2 separate regions of the Homo sapiens genome follow, and region 2 is linked to region 1. Evidence: chromatin loops called from intact Hi-C (ENCODE). Cell type or tissue: lower leg skin. All regions are shown on one strand. Each heading gives the region's core, and the rest is flanking DNA. Links, peaks and the distances in the headings are about the cores only.

Evidence for each region. A loop is a pair of places that touch in the nucleus more often than their neighbours do. Peaks named below come from ENCODE experiments on the same cell type or tissue, not always from the same donor. Only the 100,000 strongest peaks of a DNase experiment are listed, where the experiment ranks them.
Region 2: a loop joins it to region 1, with 5 times the contacts of the local background. A loop is called at or near these places in 80 of 110 quality-filtered maps.

Annotation. Positions count from the first base shown.
Region 1 is chr17:48,882,198-48,887,811 of GRCh38, reverse strand. The region is part of intron 2 of LOC105371814 (a long non-coding RNA gene); the gene reads left to right. Among named protein-coding and RNA genes, the nearest start is that of ATP5MC1, 7.8 kb to the left of the region's middle. In lower leg skin, for the core only: a CTCF peak has its summit at 2,955 (motif pointing right); no DNase peak of the experiment used is centred there.
Region 2 is chr17:48,717,926-48,722,925 of GRCh38, reverse strand. PRAC1 (PRAC1 small nuclear protein) reads left to right here and starts at 408. Exons shown (of 2, transcript NM_032391.3): 1 at 408-608; 2 at 1,027-1,207. The coding sequence starts at 534. The coding sequence ends at 1,125. It also overlaps a transcript of PRAC2 not described here. RefSeq lists an enhancer at 1-462. In lower leg skin, for the core only: no CTCF peak of the experiment used is centred there; DNase peaks (open chromatin) are centred at 3,115 and 4,288.

The DNA.
Region 1 (5,614 bases), core at 1-5,000:
AGGAGTTTGAGACCAGCCTGGGTAACATAGTGAGACCCCATCTCTACAAAAAATTAGTGGGGCGTGGTGGTACAGGCCTGCAGTCCCAGCTATTTGGTAGGCTGAGGTGGGTGGATTGCTTGAGCCCAGGAGTTTGACGGTGCAGTGAACTATGATTTTGCCATTGCACTGAAGCCTGGACAACAGAGCGAGACCCTGTCTTTAAAAAAAAGTCAAATGGGCTGGGCGTGGTGGCTCACGCCTGTAATCCCAGCACTTTGGGAGGCCAAGGCAGGTGGATCATGAGGTCAGGAGTTTGAGACCAACCTTGCCAACATAGTGAAACTCTGTCTCTACTAAAAATATTTAAAAATTAGCCGGGCGTGGTGGCAGGCACCTGTAATCCTAGCTACCCGGGAGACTGAGGCAGGAGAATTGCTTGAACCCGGGAGGCAGAGGTTGCAGTGAGCTGAGATTGTGTCACTGCACACCAGCCCTAGTGACAGTGCAAAACTCCGTCTCAAAAAAAAAAACAGTCAAATGGTACAGCCTTTTTTTTTTTTTTTTTTTTGAGACAGGATTTTGCTCCTTCAACCAGGCAGGAGTGCAGTGGCACAATCATGGGTCACTGCAGCCTTGACCTTCCAGGCTCAGGCATTCCTCCCACCTCAGCCTCCTGAGTAACTGGGACCACAGGCATACACCATCACACCCAGTTTGTTAATTTTTTGGTAGAGACTGAGTCTCACTATCTTGCCCAGGCTGGTCTCACTACTCCTAGGATCAAGCAATTCTCCTGCCTTGGCCTCCCAAAGTGCTGAAATTATAGGTGTGAGCTACTGCACCCAGCCCAATCTATTTCTTTTATTTTCTTTCTTTCTTTTTCTTTTTTCTTTTCTTTTCTTTCTTTTTTTTGAGATGGAGTCTCACTCTGTTGCCAGGCTAGTGTGCAAGGGTGCGATCTCTGCTCACTGCAACCTCTGCCTCCTGGGTTCAAGCGATTCTCCTGCCTCAGCCTCCCGAGTAGCTGGAACTACAGGCATGCGCCACCATGCCCAGCTAATTTTTGTATTTTTAGTAGAGACGGGGTTTCACCATGTTGGCCAGTATGGTCTTCATCTCTTGACCTCGTGATCCGCCTGCCTCAGCCTCCCAAAGTGCTGGGATTACAGGCATGAGCCACCGCTCCCGGCCAGCCCAATCTATTTCTTTTCTTTCTTTCTTTTTTTTTTTTTTTGAGATGGAGTCTTGCTCTGTCGCCCAGGCTGGAGTGCAATGGTGCAACCTCAGCTCACTGCAACCTCCACCTCCCGGGTTCAAGCAATTCCAGTTCTGCTGCCTCAGCCTCCCGAGTAGCTGGGATTACAGGTGTCTGCCACCATGCCTGGCTAATTTTCGTATTTTTAGTAGAGATGGGGTTTCACCATCTTGGCCAGGCTGGTCTTGAACTCCTGACCTCGTGATCCACCTGCCTTGGCCTCCCAAAGTGCTGGGATTACAGGCATGAGCCACCGCGCCTGGCCTCCCAATTTATTTCTATAATCAGTTTTGCACCTGCCAGCATTTTAGTGACCAAGACATGTTAATCTAATTTTATTGGTTCATTGAATTTTTCGAACACAAAATATTCCTAAATATACACACATATGTAGTATCAATTTTAAGGTATATTTCCTTATATATTACTGACCATTACAATTTCCCAATTTTAATTGATTGGCAATACCTACTATTAATCACTACTCATATGCAATAGTGGGAGGAAAAAAAAAGAGACATTCACAATAGCTACCATTAAGAAAAGGGACACCTCCAAGGAAGCACCATACTTGGCCATTGGTCCAGGAGCTGTGTTGTGTCTTGCTGGACAAGGCTGTACAGGTAGATGATAGAAGCAGCCAATGACAGAACCAACAAAGTTCACAAGCCTCGTTTTTATGTAACTCACTTCCTGGACAGTGAGTTCTTTGGTCCCTATGGTCTACCTGTTTGGAAGACTTCCCTTGTATAACAAGCATCCTTCAGGAATGCTCCAAAGACAAGCAATGAGTAGGGTTTCCTGTTGGGAACTGTGCAGTTTGAGCCATCCACTTCCTACGATTGCGGGAATCTTTTGTATGTCTGTCTGGGGTTGTCTTCCTGCAACATTGGCTTTAAAAAAATCTCAGGCCTCGGTTGGCCAGCACTATGTATTGTTTCTTCCTGGTGCTACAATTCCTAAAACACCTGATGGCTTGAGCATTTCATTTAGCGGGAGTCACTGCTAAAAAACTCAAACCAGGAAGCTTGTCTTCTTTGAGAATTTCCAGGCCTGGTAAGGATTCAGAGCAAGGCTTGCTTGGGGGGGTTCTTTTCTTTCTTTCTTTTTTTTTTAGAGACGGGGTTTTGCCATGTTGGTCTCGAACTAACTCCTGGCCTCAAGAGATCCATGGGCCTCGGCCTCCCAAGGTGCCAGGATTACAGGCCACTGCGCCTGGCCCGGGGTGGGGGGTGCTTTCATCCATCCCAGTTCCTCTCCAGTTAAGGGCCTTAGCCCCAGGGTATGGATGGTGAATAATGGGGGTGGAGGTGTCTCATGGGAGCCTTTCTCCCCTAATCCACTTTTTTGTTTATTTGTTTTGAGACGGGAGTGTCTCACTCTGTCACCCAGGCTGGAGTGCAGTGACTGGATCTTGGCTCACTGCAACCTCCGCCTCCTGGGTCCAAGTGATTCTCCTGCCTCAGCCTCCCGAGTAGCTGAGATTACAGGCGTGCACCACAACGCCTGGCTGATTTTTATATTTTTAGTAGAGACGGGGTTTCACCATGTTGGCCGGGCTGGTCTCGAACTCCTGACCTCAAGTGATCCGCCCGCCTCGGCTTCCCAAAGTACCGCACCGGGCCTCTAATCCATTTTGGAAGGTTAGTCTTACATGGTTGTTGCATTCCACAACTATCGGTAGATTATCTTTAAAAAGGGAAGCAATTTCACATTTGTCCAGCAGAGGGAGCTCAGTGGGAGCTACTTTGGAGAGACCCGAGGTTTGGGTTTTTCTTTTCTTTTTCTTTTCTTTTCTTTTTTTTTTTTGAGATGGAGTTTCGCTCTGGTTTCCCAGGCTGGAATGCAGTGGCGCAATCTCAGCTCACCGCAACCTCTGCCTCCCAGGTTCAAGCGATTCTCCTGCCTCAGCCTCCCTAGGAGCTGGGACTACAGGCCCGCCACGCCCAGCTAATTTTGTATTTTTAGTAGAGACGGGGTTTCTCCATGTTGGTCAGGCTGGTCTCGAACTCCCAACATCAGGTGATCCTCCCGCCTCAGCCTGCCAAAGTGCCGGGATTACAGGCGTGAGCCACCGCTCCCAGCACCTAGTTTCTTTCATGTCTTGCTCAAATCTTGCCTTTTCGGTGAGACCTGCCTGATCTCCCTATTTAAGATTGCAATTGTCTCTTCCCTAGTCTCTATGAACTTCTTACCCATATCATTATTTGTTATGTTTACTACTGTATTTTTCATCTTTATTCTTTCTATAATTTAAGCTCCTTGAGGGCAGGGATCTTTGCCTGTTTTGTTCACTGTGCTTAGGATAGTACCTGGCATGGAGTAGGTGCTCGATTAGTAAATTATTGAATTAATGAATCAATACCCTTATTCCAACAGCTAAGATCTGGCCAGATGCAGTAGTTCACGCCTTTAATCCTACCACTTCGGGAGGCCAAAGCATGAGGATCACTTGATCTCAGGATTTTGAGACCATATTGGGCAACATAGCAAGACCTCATCTCTACTTAAAAAAAAAAAAAAAAAGCCGGGCCTCAGGAGGCTGAGGTGGGAGGATCGCTTGAGCCCAGGAGATCAAGGCTGCAGTGAGCTATTATCGTGCCACTGCACTCCGGCCTGAGCAGCTGAGTGAGACCCTGTCTGAAAACAAAAACAAAGAAAATATCTTGCAGTTTTCTTTCTCTTTTTTTTGAGATGGAGTCTCACTCTGTCACCCAGGCTGGAGTGCAGTGGCATGATCTCAGCTCACTGCAACCTCCGCCTCCCTGGTTCAAGCGATTCTTCTGTCTCAGCCTCGAGTAGCTGGGATTACAGGCACCCACCACCACGCCCGGCTAATTTTTGTATTTTTAGTAGAGACAGGGTTTCACCATGTTGGCCAGGCTGGTCTCGAACTTCTGACCTCAGGTGATCCGCCTGCCTCGGCCTCCCAAAGTGCTGGGATTACAGGGGTGAGCCCATGCGCCTGGTCAAGGGTTACTTCTTTTCTTCCCCCAAGAGTGTGACTTTCCAGAGCACCTCTGTTAGTTTGATTGCCTTACCAAGAACCATGTTTTCTTCTTCTTAATCACTCACCGGTTTGGGCCCGGTGTTCCTCCTCTGCGATGTTCTGTGTGTCAGCAACTCACACAGAGGCAGAGCCTGAAGCGAGTGCTGGCCATTCCGTTTCCTTGCTACTGACTGGTTAGTAAGCGTCATGTATCTTAGGCTGGGTTCACTAGAGCATAGCCTGAAACCGGGATGCTTGTGCAAGTGATTGATGGACAGACTGTTCTCCGGAGCAGGACATAAGGGAAGCGGGGGAAACGGGGAAAGGGGAAGTAAGGATCTGATCTCATTTGGAGATCAGATGCAGCCTGAGCCCATGGGGAGCTCCAGAGCATGAAATACTCCCCTCATGGAGCAAGGGGACAAGCTTTTGCCCTCTTGGAGGAAGATAGTGCCAATTCTGATACGTTTATTTTCTTCTGTTTTTTTTTTTTTATTTTTTATTTTTTTAGAGTTGGGGTCTTTCTCTATTGCCCAGGCTAGAGTGCAGTGGTGCAATCATAGCTCACTGCAGCCTGGAACTCCTGGCCTCAAGCGATCCTCCCACTTTGGCCTCTCAAAGTGTTGGGACTACAGGCGTAAGCCACTGCGCCTGGTCTATTTTGCACTCCCACCAGCCAACTATGAGAATACCTATTTCCCACACAGCCTTGCCACAGAGTGTATGGTTGAGCCTTTGAATTTCTGCCAATGTGATTAATGTAAAATAGTCTCATAGTGTGGTTTTAACTTGCATTTCTCTTCTAAGTGAAGTTCAGCATATTTTCACATATGTAAAGGCCATTTGTAGCCCTTTTTTGTGTGAGTAAACCATCACCTAATGCCTTTTGCCCACTTTTCTAACAGGAAAGGATTATTTTTAAAAAACATGCTGCATTAATTAAAGGTACATGGTAATCTGCTATAACAAAGAGGCACCAGAATCCAGGGGCTTAGGTAAGATAGATCCGAAAGAAGATCATTTATTTTTCATGTAGCAGTAAGAGGTGAGCAGCCCGGGGTTTTCAGAGTGACTCTGCCATCCTCAACATGTGGCTTCCATCTCTGTGGCTAAGGTGGCTACACCAGGTGTTACCACTTCTCAATCAGCAGGAAGGAGAAAAATGAAGAGCAAGCAACTTTCTTCCTTCTAAGCATGGGATCTAGAAGTTGCACAGCTCCCTACTGCTCACCTTCCATTGGCCAGAACTTAGTTTCATGGCCACAACTAGTTGCAAGGAGGGCTATTAAATCCAGTCTTTGGCTGGGCCACCATGTATCCTACAAAAGCTTAAGGATGGGCTTTCCATTACTCTTTTTTTTTTTTTTTTTTTTTTTGAGATGGAGTCT
Region 2 (5,000 bases), core at 1-5,000, 160 kb after region 1:
CAGCAAAAGAGTTTAATCGCCCCTAGAATAATGCTGGCGCCCAGCCTGGGGGGAGGGTCAGGGACTTTGCCATTGAACTTGAAGTTCCAGGCTGGTGGTCTCCACCGCCCCCGCCCCCATTTTCCTAAAAGTTTTATGGGAAGAGGGAGGAAGGTGAGGGGAAGAGAGGACTTCTCTGGCCTTGGGAAAGAGGGAGGAAGCCAATCAGGGGAGGAAGGGCCACAGCAACCAGGAGGTCCAGGGAGATTCGGAGGTTTGCGGGGAGGCGAGGAGGCTGCTGGGAGGAGACACTCCAGCTTTCGCCCCTACTTGCAGCTATGAGGTGGGGAGCCACCAACCGCAGGCCTTCTTACTGAGCCCCGCCCCAGACTCTACAGGGAGAGGGGCACCCAGTGCTGTGCTCCCGTCCTTCCTCTCCTAGCCTAAGGCGTGCAAACAGAGCGCCACTGGGAGGCTGAAACCTTTAGGCCGATGCTTGCTTGCAAGGTCAGGCAAGCTGGATTCTGGTCCCCACCTTTGCAGAGAGAACAGCGATGTTGTGCGCCCATTTCTCAGATCAAGGACCGGCCCATCTTACTACCTCCAAGAGTGCTTTTCTCTCTAATAAGGTAAACTGATCGGTGGGCCAAGGGCGTTATCGACGGATCGCTCAGTATGGTAGCTGCATCAGGAGGCCCTGGGAGAGGGTCTCCCAGGAATTTGGGAGCCTTCAGAAGTTTTGGGAAACAAGGGAAGGGTGAGCAGCAGGCTTTCACCGATACCACCTGGCGGGAGCACCTACTCGCGGTTCCTGGAGAGACCGGCAGCCGCCCTGGGCAGAAAGGGACAAAGAAAATGTTTCGCAGCACGCGGGACCTGCAGGACCTAGGCGGGGGAGAGGCTTGGGAGTGGGAACTAGCACCCGCTGTAAGGTCTGCCATAAGACTTAATGTTTGTCTCCAATGGGATGGAGTCCTGGCATAAGCAAAATTAATATTGATAACGTTATTATTATTTAAAATTTGTAAATATTGTAAAATATTTTAGAAAACATCTACTTTGAAACATCTACTGGGCGAGACCAGGAGTGATGGCTCAGCCTGTAATTCTGGAATTTCGGGAGGCCGAGGCAGGAAGATTCCTTGAGCACAGGAGTTCCAGACCAGCCTGGGCAATGTAGCAAGACGCTGTCTCTATTTATACAATAAAATTTTTTTAAAAAAGGAAACTGGGTGAAAGTTAACTGTGATTATAACAATTTTTCTTTTTTAAACTAACTCATCCTTAAGGCAAAAGCTCTGGGCCTTAAAAAAATAAAAACGGGCCAGGCATAGTGGCTCATGGCTGTAATCCCAGCACTTTGGGAGGCTGAAGTGGGCAGATAACTTGAGGCCAAGAGTTTGAGATCAGCCTGGCCAACATAGTGAAAACTGTCTCTACTAAAAATACAACAATTAGCTGGGCATGGTGGCTCACACCTGTAATTCCAGCTACTCAAGAGGCTGAAGCACAAGAATTGCTCGAACCTGGGAGGTGGAGGTTGCAGTGAGCTGAGATTATGCCATTGCACTCCAGCCTATGTGACAGAGTGAGACTCTGTGACAAATAATAATAATAATAATAATTGCACCTTTTTCTCTGGGCCCCTGGCTTCCTTATTCCCTTTCCTGCACCCTCTCAGAAGCTCTGCCTTGCCAAGTGTGGGATCAATGCCACAGCAGGCATGTGTGCGCACAGGGGCTCTGGGTCCAGTACAGAAGCAGGCTGGGGACCACATGCTCACATCTTCAGCCAACCACTGATATTGCCAAGTCATTGGTCTTGGGGTGGGCACAGTAATCCACAAAAACACTCAGGACTCACCTAACTCTCTTCTCCCCACAGCTGGCTCCTTCCCTGCCAGTTCCCCCTCCCATAATGACAAAACCCACAATTGAGTGAGCACTTTATAACCTAAAGAAATTGAAACTAAGAGGGTAAGTTACTTGATCTGGGTCCCAAAACAGGAGCGCTTAACCTCTACCACCAACTGAAAAAATAGAAAGCCCAGGGACTCCTCTATTGTCAACATACCTCTCCCTGCAAGGCCCTTCAGACACTAACAAGCACCTGCTTCCATCCGGAGTCACCCAGCTGAGATCACACAGGTGCACCCAAACACCCTAGACCCAGCCCCTCCTCAGGCACTGGACAGATCTGCATATATGCAAACAGGGGATTAAACACGTGTGGACATTTTTGTCAACCAACTACTCATTAATTGAGTATGCAAAATCTTCCACTAGGGGTGGAAGACAGGAGGAAAGAGTTGGAAATATGCTCTCCCTTCCCACCAGGCCTGACTCCTATGCTGGTAAATCTTGGGTCTGCAGCTTCCCCATATGTGACCTGAGGCCAGAGGATTTTATTCCATGACCAAATGACTACAATCAGAACAAATGGGGAACAGGACGGGGAACAGGGAAAGAGAAAGATACACACACACACAGACAAGCAAGGCTTCTGGGAGTCTTCCCTGGAGAAGATGCTTGGAATATCAAATCCGGGAGGGAAGATGTGAACAAAACTCGGAGGAGGCCAGAAAATGCAGGTCGCGGTGGATAGAAGGACGGTGCGGATCCTTACTCCGGGTGAGCTAGAGCTGGCCAGGCAGAGAGCAGGGGCATCTCACAGGGTCCTGGACCCCCAGGCGAAGCCTGGGCAGTAATCAGACGTCCCCTTGCCCACTCAGAGGCTGATCGCCTTACCCTCATCCAGGCGGGCACACACCCGCACTACTCGCCAAACTCCGCAGACCCCAGGCTGAGGGCAGAGAGGCAGCTCTTGGTCTGCGGGGTCCGTACCCATCCTGTGGGCCCTCAGCTCCCCATCTCTAGGTGGGCCCAGCCCGTCGCCCCCGCCCGAGACCTGCGTCCAGCCTTTGTCATGTTGATGGCTGAAGCTCGCCGCACCTCCCATTCCAGGCAGGTTTTTGTCATTGAACTTGAGTCAGGCTATAAACATTCCTTCACCCCTCCGGAGCCAGGCCGAGACGCGGAGGGGTGGAGGGGAAGGGCGGAGGGGGCTGTGGAGCGACCCGAAACGCGAGAAACCGGGCCTCGCGCGGCTTTATCAAAGAGCTTCCAATCCTTGCCTTCCGGGGAACACCCGCCGGGCCTGCAGCTAAAAGCCGGATTCTTGAGGCCATCCGGCAAGTCAGGCCAATGTTTTGGTCGGGATCGACATGGTGTAACTTTTTCTGTTTTCCTCCTTGGCATTTCATGTTCGTTTACCTTATTCTAGGCAGTCTAATCCTTAATTTATTTTAATAATCAGGATAAACAGATGCGTACACAAACGAATACTAGCTAAGGCCGATGATTTATTAGAGAATGTTCGAGTCGGTCGTAACGAGGCCGTCGCCGCTCGGTTTTACAAGCGCCCCTCCCTCGGCGGGGTTATCCGGGGGGCTGTCGCCCGCCGCGCTATCCGATCCCTGGCTGCTACCAGGGCGGCTGCCGAGCCCCGCGGGTTTCCCAGCTGCCTTCCCAGGACCTGGAAACTTAAACTTCGCAAATGGGGCGTCTCCCTACTCGGTGGCGGAGGAAATAGCGGCCTGGAGAGCCATCCGACCCGGGAAACCGGCGCGTCTTTCCAGGCGACCCGCCGACTGCGGAGGCTGCGAGGAGCGGCCTGCTCAGACGGTAGTAGTGCTGCGTGTGCGTGTGTGTGTGTGTGTGTGTGTGTGTGTGTGTTTGTGTGCGAGCGCGTGCGAGTGTGTTTAAAGAATTCAGGATCCTGGAGCAAGGGAAGATCAAACACTCGATCTCCGGGTCTCTCCCTGGCTCGGTAACATCCAGTCGAAGGTGAACAGGGCGCGCCGGCGCGCGGGGAGGCGCAGGGGCCACTCCGTCTGGCGTGGGGCGCTTCGAGCGCAGGGCTTCCTTTCCAGCCGGGAGTCCCCCGCGGCTCAGCGACACCGGCTAATAAGATACCAAATCGGGCGAGACAACGAAAAGCTCCTGGCCTCCGTATTTGGGGCCAGAGACACCGCAGGGAGTCAGGTCCCCGCCGACAAATCGGAAGAGGCCTGCGGGAGTTAGCCAGATAATGCTCTCCCTGTCCTACCCGTCCCCACCAATTTGCCTTTTACCTGCCGCAGAGCTTGCTTGAACCAAAGGGGTTTGCGGTCTTCTCCTCCTCAACTTGCGATCCCCAGGCCTTCGCGGCCCGGGAAAGAATCCAGCCAACCCTTCTGCCTTTGTCTGACCTTCGGGGAAAAGAGGCGTGGGCGCCTGGGTCAAGTTCACGGACCTGGTCTGTGTCTTTTAGGACAAGCGGGGGCACCGTTCCCATTCTGACGAGGAGGGTTCTAAGCATTTGGGACAGTGTGGGGGCGAAAATGAAGCTGCGAGAAAGGACTTTCAATCTTAATCTGTTGCCCTAGTCTCACATCCCCTCCCCCTCCCGCAGCCCTGTAGAGGAGAAATAATTAGATCCGAAGGGAAGCCTTTGATTTGGAAAAATGCGAAGGTCTCATGGAATGAGCTTCCCAGAAATGGTCTTTGGCACTTGGGTAGTTTTGCGTTGAGTTCGGTGCCGGCGTTTATGAAAGTTAAGGATTTGCAGTATTCGGCACAGCGGTTTCTGTGGAATTCGATTCAGAGCAAACGAGATCACATCTACATTGCTTTCCAAAAAGCTTCAGACTCAACACATTGAAATAATTTTCCCCAACATCCTGGTTCCTACCCACCCCCCCCCCCTTTTTTTTTTTACAGGGCCTGATGCAAAATGATGTTCCTGCCCCTTAAAAAAAAAAAAAAAGAGCCTCAAAGTGGAAAAAAAAACTATCCCGATCGCAGCAAGTAGAACACGGGTCTTAAAACACAGAGCTACTTTTAAAACTTTTTTATAAACAGCCCCTTTTAAATTAAAAAAATTGTTTCAACGTGTATGTTTTATAATTTTTAACCACTGTTAATAGTTACTTTTTGTTCCCCTTCCCCTCAACCTAGTTATACACAACCTAATTTGGTTTG